2 separate regions of the Homo sapiens genome follow, and region 2 is linked to region 1. The links are chromatin loops, found by intact Hi-C in ENCODE. Cell type or tissue: Caco-2. All regions are shown on one strand. Links, peaks and the distances in the headings refer to the core of each region. The heading gives the core; the rest is flanking DNA.

Region 1 (5,371 bases), core at 206-5,205:
CCGGAGAGGCCATGATAGGTGGGGTTCATGTTTGGAATTTATCTGGAGGACATTGGAGCATTAGCAAGGAGGGAGTGTGAAGGGGAGTGGGAAGCTTGGCTTGGACCCAGCCTGCTCTGCCCACTCACGCACATCCAGAGGGCATCCCTGGGACCCCCACCTGCCTGCCCCTCCTGCTCTCTGGTCTTCCACTGCCCTCAGTGGCCCTGTGGCCTCAACTAACCTCAGCTGATGTATAACAGGGCTGTAGGAGCTGGGGCCACACCTACCCCAGTACACCTGGGGGAAACTTTATGTTCCAGTTTATTGCCAAAGGAGGTCAAGTAGGGGTCCCGAGGGGATCCGGGACACATGTGCAGGGTGAGCATCTGAGCTGTAGCCTGGCTTAACGCATGGTGGATTTGGTAAGAGTGTGTATGTGGAATGGGGAGTGGAGAGGGGCTGGAGGCACTTGCCTGGCCTGGAGAGCTGGTTGGATGTAGGGCACTGTGGGCTGTGATGCTGTGGGCTTGGGAGCCAGGTGCACATCCTGGCCCAGTCACCTTCCCTCTCTGTGCCTGAGATTCCTGTGGGTAAAAGGGAGATGAAAATAGTAGCTCCTTCAGGCCGGTTAGCTCAGTTGGGAAAAAAAAGAAAAAGAAAATAGTGGCTACTTCAAAGGTGGTAAGGATGAAAAGATCAAATGTTCAGTCAGTGAGGCCTGAGGTACATGGTGTATATCTGGGAGACCAAAATCAATTCTGTAGTACCAAGGCCGAAAGGTCAAGAGAGACTGTGGCTGGAGAGCCAGGCAGAGGGACGTGCCACACAAGGTCTTAGTCAAGAGTTGGCCTCTGTGCTGAGGGTGGAGGGGAGCCATGGGAGGGTTTCACAGGGACAACAAGGTCATATGTGCTTCTCAGAGATCACTGAGGTAGACAGACTGGGGCCTGTGTTAAGAGTCAAGGTGACAAGGAGAGGCGCGGGTCTGAGCCTGGGCCCCGGCTGTGGCCCAAGTGGGTGGGAGGCATCCCAGAACATCTACAGGGAAAGAGGCTCGAGCTACTGATTTGTGTCCACGTAGGGCAAGAGTGAGCTAGAAATGCCTGGGTGACTCCCAGGGCCCAGCTGGTGGTGCCATTTCCTGGGGTGGGGAGCCTGGAGATGCAGGTATGGGGAAAGGTGATGATGTGGCTTGGGGACACAGTGAGTTTGAGGGACCATTGGGAGATACATGGGATATTCCTCGGTAGAGCTCTGGGGGGCGGGGCCGGGCTTGAGTCCACCTCTTGGGAATGGACAGCCTTTGGGAGGAGAGGCTGAGTAGCCCCTGGGAGGGAAGCGTGGCTCACCACGGATGAAAACCAACAGGGAGGGGATGGGCAGGGGCAGGGGCCTGAGGAGGAGCCCTCTGAGGGGAAGAAGAGGACAGAGGGGAGCAGACAGTGAGAGGAGAGTGTGCAGGGAGAGGTTAGCCAGGGCCGGGAGGGCCAGGATGGAGGTGTCCCCTGGGGTGGGCCATTGGGACTGTGGGTGACTTGGGAAGGGTGATGTGCATAGGGTGGGAGGCAGGAGCAGGGGCTCACTTGGTGACATGGTGGACAGCCCCTTTCAGGGCAGCTGGCAGGGCAACATGGTTGGATGGCAGCTGGCGGGGAAGGCAGAGGCAGAGGAGGGTTTTGGTTTTGGTGTTGGTTCCTGGAGGAGGGCTTCAGTTAAAGCTCTGTGAATAAGGGAGGGGCAGGAAGCTGACCTGGGACTGAGGAGAGGCTGTATTTGGGGGTTGGGGGTGAGGACCACAGTGGGGACAGGAGAGACAGAGCTGAAGCAGCCCCTTCTCACTTCGTAGAGGGGGCTTTGGGAAATGTCTGTGTCAAGTTAATAAAAAATGATATCATGGCTGGGTGGGGTAGCTGACACATGTAATCCCAGCACTTTGGGAGGCCAAGGCGGATGGATCACTTGAGGCCAGGGGTTTGAGACCAGCCTGGCCAACATAGTGAAACCCCATCTCTACTAAAAATACAAAAATTAGCCACGTGTGGTGGTGCATGCCTGTAGTCCCAGCTACTTGGGAAGCATGAGGCATGAGGTGGAGGCTGCAGAGAGCTGAGATCGTGCCACTTCACTCCACCCTGGGAGACCCTGTCTCAAAAAAAAAAAGATACCTGACCCCCTTTCTCATTCTCCTGGATCACTGTTCAGGCTCCAGTCTTGCAAGGCTGGGGAGCTTCACATTCCTTTCTGACCCCAGATCCTGGAAGCTTCCTCTCCCACCAGGTCTTGTCGCCAGCCAGTGGGAATAACCGAGGTCACCATAATGCCATGCTGACCCTTCCCCAGAGCCTTTGGATGCTCACTAGAAGAACTATCTGCTTTGTCCCCACCATTGTCAGTTGCCGGGGACTGCTTCCCTCCAACCCCCACCATGAACTTGCCAGATTGATTTCTGTGTCGCAGCACAGGGTGTGGCCACACCCAGTAGGCACTCAATACCTTTAACTGTAGAAATGCAGAGGGAATGCCTTCATTTGGCTGCCTCTGCTGCCCCCTGCTGTCTGAGACTGGTTGGTACAACATTAAAGGGCTGGTTCTGGAACTTAATGGTTTCGGGACCCCTTTTCTTGCCTAAAAATTATTGAGGACCCCAAAGAACATCTGTTTATACGTTTTATGTCTATTGGTATTTACAGTAATATAAATTTAAATTGATATGTTTTTAAAATATTCATATTATATGATTAAAATAATAAATGTAGTGTAACAACATATTTTTAGAAAAAATATTTCCCAAAATAAAAAATTAATGAGAAAAGTGGCATTATTTTATATGTTTACAAATTTCTTTAATGTCTTGATAGAAGACAGCTGGATTTTCAAACACACTTCTGCATTTAATCTGATGCAATATGTTGTTTTAAGTGAAGTTTATGAAGAAAATACAGGCTTACGCAAATACATAGTTGTAAAAGGGATATGTTAACAGCCCTTTCAAATAATTGTGGCTATTCTTTTTTTTATTTTTTAGAGGCAGGATCTTGCTCTGTTGGCCAGGCTGGAGTGCAGTGGCATGATCATAGCTCACTGTAACCTCAAACTCTTGGGCTCAAGTGATCCTTTCACCTCAGCCTCCCAAGTAGCAAGGACTACAGGTACTCACCACCACACTCAGCTCATTTTTCTTTTTTTTGGTACAGATGGGGTCTCACTATGTTGCCCAGGCTGGTCTTTTCCTGGCCTCAAGCAATCCTCCTGCCTCAGCTTCCCTAAGTGCTGGGATTACAGGTGTGAACTACTGAGCCTGGCTATTCTTTTTTGATACTAGCCAAAACTTGACAAGTGCTGTTTTTTTTTTTTGAAGGTTAGTTGTGATTAGAATCTGAAATCTAGCCGGGCGCAGTGGCTCATGCCTGTAATCCCAGCACTTTGGGAGGCTGAGGTGGGTGGATCACGAGGTCAGGAGTTCGAGACCAGCTTGGCCAATATGGTGAAACCCCGTCTCTACTAAAAATACAAAAATTAGCTGGGCATGGTGGCGCCTGCCTGTAGTCCCAGCTGCTCGGGAGGCTGAGGCAGGAGAATCTCTTGAACCCGGGAGGCGGAGGTTGCAGTGAGCCAAGATTCTGCCACTGCACTCAGTCTCAAAAAAAAAAAAAAAAATCTGAAATCCTATCAATGAAATTTTTATGTTCAATTACATTAAAATACATTAGACTCTTTCGCATTTTGGATATATCTTTTGCCCAAGCATGATGTTATAACTTAATGCACTGGCTGTTTGGAAAAAAATGGTTCACCAAGTTATGCAGGTCTTTCAAATATTGACAAATATTAGTATACTATGTTTTAAAAATCACATTAGTTAATATCAACACCGATCTCATCAGAGAAGTCTTTAAGTATTGGGAAGCTGCCAAGGTCACAGTGGTGAACACAAGGTTTCTAAAATTCCAATTTTCACTTGAGCTTGGGTTTCATCATTAGCAATAAATACTGTCAGTTTGCTGTGAAATGACAGATTCATTTTATTCATTCTTGAGAAAATGTCTGCCAGAGACTCAAGTCTGCATAAGCATAATTTATCTGTCAGTATTTCTTTCAGGTCAAAATGGTGTTCCATGAAAAAAAAAAAGTGACTAGTTAAGCTCACAGTTCAAACAAGTGCAAATGCTTTTCTGGAGACAACCATTGTGCTGCATCGGATATGGCAGAAGTGCTCTATGTTGCTTCCCAGAATATTAAAAAGATGTATACTCAAGGACCAGTATATTGTGAATGGGATCATTTTTATTGCTGCATCAAAGACTTTCCTGGTCGATGTTGGCAGTGTTTTCCTATGAGGGCGTGGCAGTGAAAAATGCGATGACTTCCTGTACATCGCATTGGAGGCCGCCACGTTGGCTTTTGCACCGTCAGGGAAATGTCAACCCAGCAAAAAAGGCAAATGATGCCTTAGTCTCATTATGAAAAGAGTTTTGACCTTGCAGACTTCCCCAGCAGGGTCTGTACTTGGCATTCATGTTTTAATTTAACGTTCTCATACCAGAAGCAGGGCTCAGTCACCCTTGACACAGTTTCCAATACTATGCCCCACCCGAATGGCTCCAGCTGGTGGCTGGAGATAAAACTTAGAGGCTTCTCTCCCACCTAGCAGGCTGGCTCCTGGCCTTCCCGCTCTCTCCTTTAAACGGACCATTCAGACATGAGCTTGTCAACTGGAAGTGACCACCTCTCAGTCACAGTGTGACCAACTGGAACTAGTGCCTGCTTGCTTTAAACCTACCAATTAAAGCTCCCTGAGGGAAAGCTGGACACCCTCGACCCAATATAGGCAGTGGCCCATGGGTCTTGTCTCTTCCTGCCTGCACTCCCTGACGTGTGTGTGTGTGTGTGTGTGTGTGTGTGTCCGTGTGTGAGAGAGAGACAGAGACACCTCTGTTGTGCCCTCCAGGGTGTGTAAGTACTAAACATTTTTACACTTTCACACTGTGGTTTTATCCCCTGAAGGTGAGGCCACTGAAGGACCCATGCAGGTGGGTCCCCTCCCTACTGGCGCTCTTTTTTTTTGAGCCCCTCCACTGTTGGGAACAGCTACCAGTTAAGTTGATAGAGTTTCCTTCAAAACATAGCCCTGACACCCTCTCAGAACAGAGGGGCCTCCTTATCTCCAGGAGCAGCAGGGGAGGGGGAAGGAAGAGGAGAGTTGAGAGAAGACACCTGCCCCTCTCATCATGTGCTTAAGAGGCACCCATGGGCACTGTTCAGGGCCGAAAATTAGAAATACCCCAACCAGCCAGTACCATGGGGGTGGTGATAGGAACCCTGGCTTCCTAGAATAACTCAGTTCCAGGAACCTGTGCTGAGGGCCCAGTCCATGCCAGACCTGAGGCTG
Region 2 (5,371 bases), core at 231-5,230, 69 kb before region 1:
GCACTAACTGGTTGTGTGACCATGAATGAGTCTTCACCCTCTCTGGGCCTCCATTTCCCCATCTGTACATGATGGGGGTAGACTTGATGATCTTCTAGGCAGCAGACTCCAGTTCCGAGGAACTGTCTGGGTCTGCAGTTGAGGGCCAGTAGGGAACGTTCCCATTTACTCATGACAGTGCCCATGCTTTGGACATCTGCAAAGATGAATAATTGATTTATGGCATTTAATAAAGGCCAGAGGCCACCTCTGGGACTCTGCCAGGGCTCCGGCTCATCTTGCTTGGCTGCCGCAGGGCAGGGGTGGGACCGCAGCATATTCTTGATTGTGCTCATTAATAAGAGAGGCACAGCCTGGTGCCATACGGGGAAAAGTGGACACCCAGCTCCATGAGCAGAGTCCCAGGATCATCACAGAATCCTAACACCACAGCCTGTCAGAAGCCCAGGGTCCTGAAAATCCCAAATGCTAACATCATGCTGCCTTCCGGCTAGAGATGTGGTCTCCTAGGAAGCAGCCCTCATGTTTAGGTAGAGCTTTGAGCCCTGTTGTGTCCATCATCTCAGTTCATCCTCAGAAAGACCTGATGAGGTCAGAGTTACCCCATTTTACAGAAGGAGAGGCTTAGAGAGCACCAGAGACTTGCTCATCGCCATGCTGACCTGAACATCTGATCAAAAGGAAGGAACAGCAATGGATGGGGAGTGAGGAGCCAGGCTTCCAAGCCCCAGCTGTCCCCAACTGGCTGTGTGACCTGGGCCTGTTTCCTTATCTGTCAGTAGAACCCTGGGTCCTTGCCCTCCTCCCATGACCTCTCCACTGCTTAGCAAAAGGCAGGCGATGGAATGGCGAAGAGGAAAAAACAGGTGCCCCTCCTGTACCCAGGTAAGTGGCTCAGACGGCCCTGCCTTTGGATCTGAGGTACCCACAAAGGACCTTGAGCTGTCCCCAAACTCATCTGCCAGCCCTGCCCAGGGCCTAGCTAAGGGAGTTAGGAGGCCTAGGATCCAGGGCTATCTCCTCTGCAGAGACCTTGGTCTCTCTGAGCTGTAGATTTCTTGTATACAAAGGGGGTAACCAAAGGGCCCTGCCCCGGTTGAGCCCTGGCCCAGCCTTATGTTCCTATTGTCCATGGTCACAGCACCGGGAAGGAATGCCCTGTGTCTCCCCAGTGGGCTTTGGCTCCTGTAAGCCTTTGTTCTTTGAGGCTCCCCTCCACCTCTTCAGGAGGCCAGGAATGCAGGCTGAATCATCAATGCAAGCACCAAGGGGTCTCCAAGACCAGCAGCTAAAGTTCCCCAGGTTTCAATCCCAGTCATTCTTTAAGGCCCAGTTCCCATGCCTCCTCCTCCAGGAAGCTTTCCCTGAGTTCGCAGTAGGACTCCCCTCGGGGCATGGATCTCTCTGTTTCCTCCTCCTCTTTCTTGCCAGTCTGCGATACAATCCTCACCCATACCTCTGGCACTTCCCACTATAGTCCCACACCAGCCTCCTCACCAAAGCCCTGGAGGTGAGCAGGACAGAGGCTCCCAGGGAGTAGGCCCTGCCCAGGGCCACACAGAGAGCTGGTGGCAGAGCTCAGAGGGCCAACCTGGGAGACAGGCTCTAACTCCAGCCCCCAGGTCCCAGCTACTGGATACCCAGCTCTGGGCCCCTTCCTCCCCCACCCACTGCCCCTACTCACCAGTTGAATTCATCATAGTCATTGTGGACTTCCCACCAGAAGTAAAGCCAGGTGAGCGTGAGGCCAAAGGTGAAGGTGAGGAGCAGGAACCAGAGGCGCTCCCACTGGAAGAGCAGAGGAGGAGGGGATTAAGTGGGTCAGGGGCCAGCCCCTTAGGCTGCCTCCCACCAGAATGTGTCCTCCTCCCTCCCACTTTGTAGCCAAACCTGCCAGGCAGGAATTCCTGCCCTCTTTACCCTGGGAGAAACTGAGGTTCAGAGAGGGGAAGTGACCTGTCCACCATCACCAAGCCCAAAGTCACAGAAAGGTGGAGAGCCAGGGGCAGTCAGGGCCTCCCCCCCTGGGGCTGTGCTCTTTTTACTGTGGTCTGCAGCCTTTCCATCGTGTACTGCTCTCCCTATTCTGGGGACGGCTCCCTTGGCGCTGGCACAGTGATCGGCAGTCTGTGAAGTCACATCCCTCACACACATGCCTACAAAGCAGGCACTCTTCTTCTCCACCTCTACCCCGTGCTACCGAGAAAAACACTGAGGCCCAGAGAGGCCAAGTGACTTGCCCAGGTCACACAGCAAGTTAGCAGAGGATTAAGGAAGAAGTACAGAAGTGCCATGTTCTGCTGCCTCCACTGGGCCAGATACCCCTGTCTCCAGCCAGGTGGAAGTGGGGTGGCGGGGGACACTGACACCACCACTGCTGTTTCCTGAGGGGCCAGCTCAGGCGTCTGCAGGCACTTCCTCCTGGCCCTCCAATTTCTCCCTGCTTTCATCCGTCCCCTTATCTTGGAAGCACAAAAAGCTTGGAATATCCTGCATCCCGGGAAACTGCTGAGATCATCAGAACAAGTCAACAGCCCTTGAGGGGAGGTCAGTGTGAGGAAGAACCAAGACTACATTTCCCTTGAGGGTGTAAAGTCACAGAGGCAGCCCTACGTCTGAGCTCCCTGCTATGTTTCTAAACCATCCCAGTTTAACCTCTTCATGGCTCCTTACTGATAGCCAAGCAGGAGTGTGGCCCCCTGACCTCTCCAGCTTCGACCTACACAACCAGTTCCTGCAACCTGGAAGGGCCACTGCCTCTGGGCTTGTTCCCTGAACATTCCCACTCACCTTTCAAGTCAGCTCAAATATCACTGCTTCTGTGAAGCCTCCCTGGATTCACCCTGCTACCCTCGTGCCTGCCGCGGTGCGCCCGCAGCATTGGCATCCCTCTGTCTAAACTCACGCTCTGCACACCATGACCTGCTCACTGTGTCCCCCAGACAAGTGTGGGTTCTGCAAGGACAGAGACTGAGCCGACTTCCACTCTACTAGTACTTTATGACCACATGCAGGATTGGGCAGGAAGGAGGGAAAGTCTTCTCACTGTCCAGAATCCTTCCATCCCACACCATGCAAAGATACCATCAGTCTGCCCAGGAACCTCAGATCCCTGTCACCACTTACAAGCTGTGTAACTCTGGGCAAAGTACTCATTCTTTCTGTGACTCAGTTTTCACCTCTATGAAATGAGGGCAATACTAGTACTTATGCCATGGGGTTGATGGAGAATTAAATGAGATAATACAAGTCAGGTGGCTTGGTGAGCACTCAGCACACTACCAGTGTATCTGTGACATCCTCTGCCTCTCCAGAACGTAGGAAAGGCCTTCACACCCTAATGGTCCATGACTCCATACCCACTAAGGGCCTGCTCCGTGCCTCGCCCTGGGCAAGAGGGCTGGTGCCTGGGTGACCCTCCTGTCCCAGGTGGGTCACTTCAGTTGGGCGACTCATGTTTGGGTGAGCAGCTGCCACCACTCCTTGTCATGTGCAGAGCCCGACTGCCTTGCTTAGCCTCACTTCGTACATAAACAGAGATGCAAAGGTGACGACACCCTGAGGCCCAGTATTTCTAGCAGGTTTAGGCTTGGGGAGGTGGTGGCTTCTCAGAGAGTAGGCCACTTGTGTCTGCCCCAGCTGGACACAGAATGGCACAAGCTCCAGTTCCAGGCACAGCAAAGCCCAGCCTTGGTCAGGAATAGGGAAACCCTGGCTAGGAGCAGGGCAGGACATGTGCCCTTCTAGAGCAATCGAACCCTAGGAGCTGCCACCCAGAGAATGGCTGAGTCCCTAGACTCAGTCCTGCCTCCCATGGAGGCAGTCTGGGTCTGCACATGACCGTCTCTCCACCACCCTCCAGCCAGCACCCCAGGACTAGTCCTTCTCAGAATCCGTCTTGCCACCTCAAATTCTTATTTGCTCATAACAGCCTTCATTCCCTGCAGAGTGCAGCTGGTGAGTCCCAGGCCAGCTTAAACATCTGAGTCTCCCAAAGGGTGAACCATGTCTTTAGACTGACACCCATCTGGTCACGTCATACCCCAGCTTGAGAGTCCCACTGGCAAGAGCTTCTCAGTAGATGTCAGGGCCCACTCTGTCTGGCCCAGGCCAGCTCTGTGCTTTATGCCCCATGCACAGAATTACATACGGTTCCCCAAACAGGCTCTTCAGACCCCAAGCCTTCACACAGCTGGAGCCTCCATCTAGAAAGCAACCTTTCTCTGCTCCATGAGGCAAACTACTCCTTCCAGAGTGCCTCCTCCCTGAAGACTCCCCTGTCTCACAGGGTGAATCCCATCTCCTCAGAGCTCCGTAACCCATGCAGCCATCTCACCTATGGCTCAGACCCCACAGTTCTAGAACTGTCTCTATACATGTCGGTCTCCCTGCTATACATAAATGCCTTGAGATCTGGGCAGTTTTCGTGTTCCAGATGGCACAGGAACTTGAAAAGATTTGATAATGAAATGATAGGTGAGGAAACACCCTTTCTCCTACCCTGGCATGAGTACACCCACCCAGGAGAGATTCCCCTGAGGCTTAACACCCAGTTCCCACAAAAAAGTACCTAGTCTTCTATAGAGCCCACGCTGGCAGTGTTAGATGGCTGTCTGTCCACAGAGACCACTTTGCCTCCTCAGGGGCAAGGCCTGTGTGCCTCTGACCAGCAGAGAAGGTTCTGAGAGGGACCTAGGCGAGGGGTGAGCCTCGGCCTAGGATGGGTCTGGTCCCAGGCAAGTAGCCTGGAGGCGGGAAGGTAAAGCACCTCCTGTAGGCGCTGGGAAGACGACCTGTGACCGGGGTGATGCAGGGCCCAGGGGCAAGGCTGACAGGGGGCCAGGAAGACCACAGGGGCCGGGAGGGCCCATGGCAGCCAGGGTCCTATGCCCTAAAGGCCATTGTCCTCAAGTGTCCAGATCCTTACAGTGGAGCAAGGCAGGGCAGGAATGAGGGGCTGCACCTCCCACTCCTGGGAACCAGCCAAGACCAGAGCTGGTGGTGGTTGGGGGTGAGGCATCCAGGCATGGAAGGAATGCAGGCAGGGCCTAAGCAACAAGGAGCCAGGAACCCCATGATCAGAACTAGTGCATGAGCTGGGGTTGGGGCAACCTAGGGATTAAAGCCCTGGGAGCTGAAGCCGGAGGCCACAGTGAGCCTGTAGATGGGGATGAAGAGGCCCCAGCACAGAGGGAGGCAGGCAGCGGGGGTCACTCTAAGAACAATCAGAGGAAAACACTGAATGGCAGGGACTGGAAGGAAGGGAAGGGGAAGGTGAGGAAGTAGCCAGAGGAAGTGGCCTGGGGAGCAGCTCCACTGATAAAGAGGCCCCAATAGCACTAATGGTCCTTGTCAGGGCACATTACAGCAG

Evidence for each region. Hi-C counts contacts between places; a loop is a spot of excess contacts. Peaks named below come from ENCODE experiments on the same cell type or tissue, not always from the same donor. Only the 100,000 strongest peaks of a DNase experiment are listed, where the experiment ranks them.
Region 2: a loop joins it to region 1, with 3 times the contacts of the local background. A loop is called at or near these places in 13 of 110 quality-filtered maps.

What each region holds. Positions count from the first base shown.
Region 1 is chr11:75,530,029-75,535,399 of GRCh38, forward strand. No RefSeq gene overlaps it. Among named protein-coding and RNA genes, the nearest start is that of GDPD5, 6.8 kb to the left of the region's middle. RefSeq lists an enhancer at 1,620-2,436, a silencer at 2,394-2,473 and a cis regulatory region at 4,196-5,371. In Caco-2, for the core only: a CTCF peak has its summit at 2,520 (motif pointing left); a DNase peak (open chromatin) is centred at 2,483.
Region 2 is chr11:75,461,102-75,466,472 of GRCh38, forward strand. It overlaps GDPD5 (glycerophosphodiester phosphodiesterase domain containing 5), which reads right to left. Exons shown (of 17, transcript NM_030792.8): 4 at 1,685-1,788. Among named protein-coding and RNA genes, the nearest start is that of KLHL35, 31 kb to the left of the region's middle. RefSeq lists enhancers at 1-212, 5,049-5,371. In Caco-2, for the core only: no CTCF peak of the experiment used is centred there; a DNase peak (open chromatin) is centred at 2,704.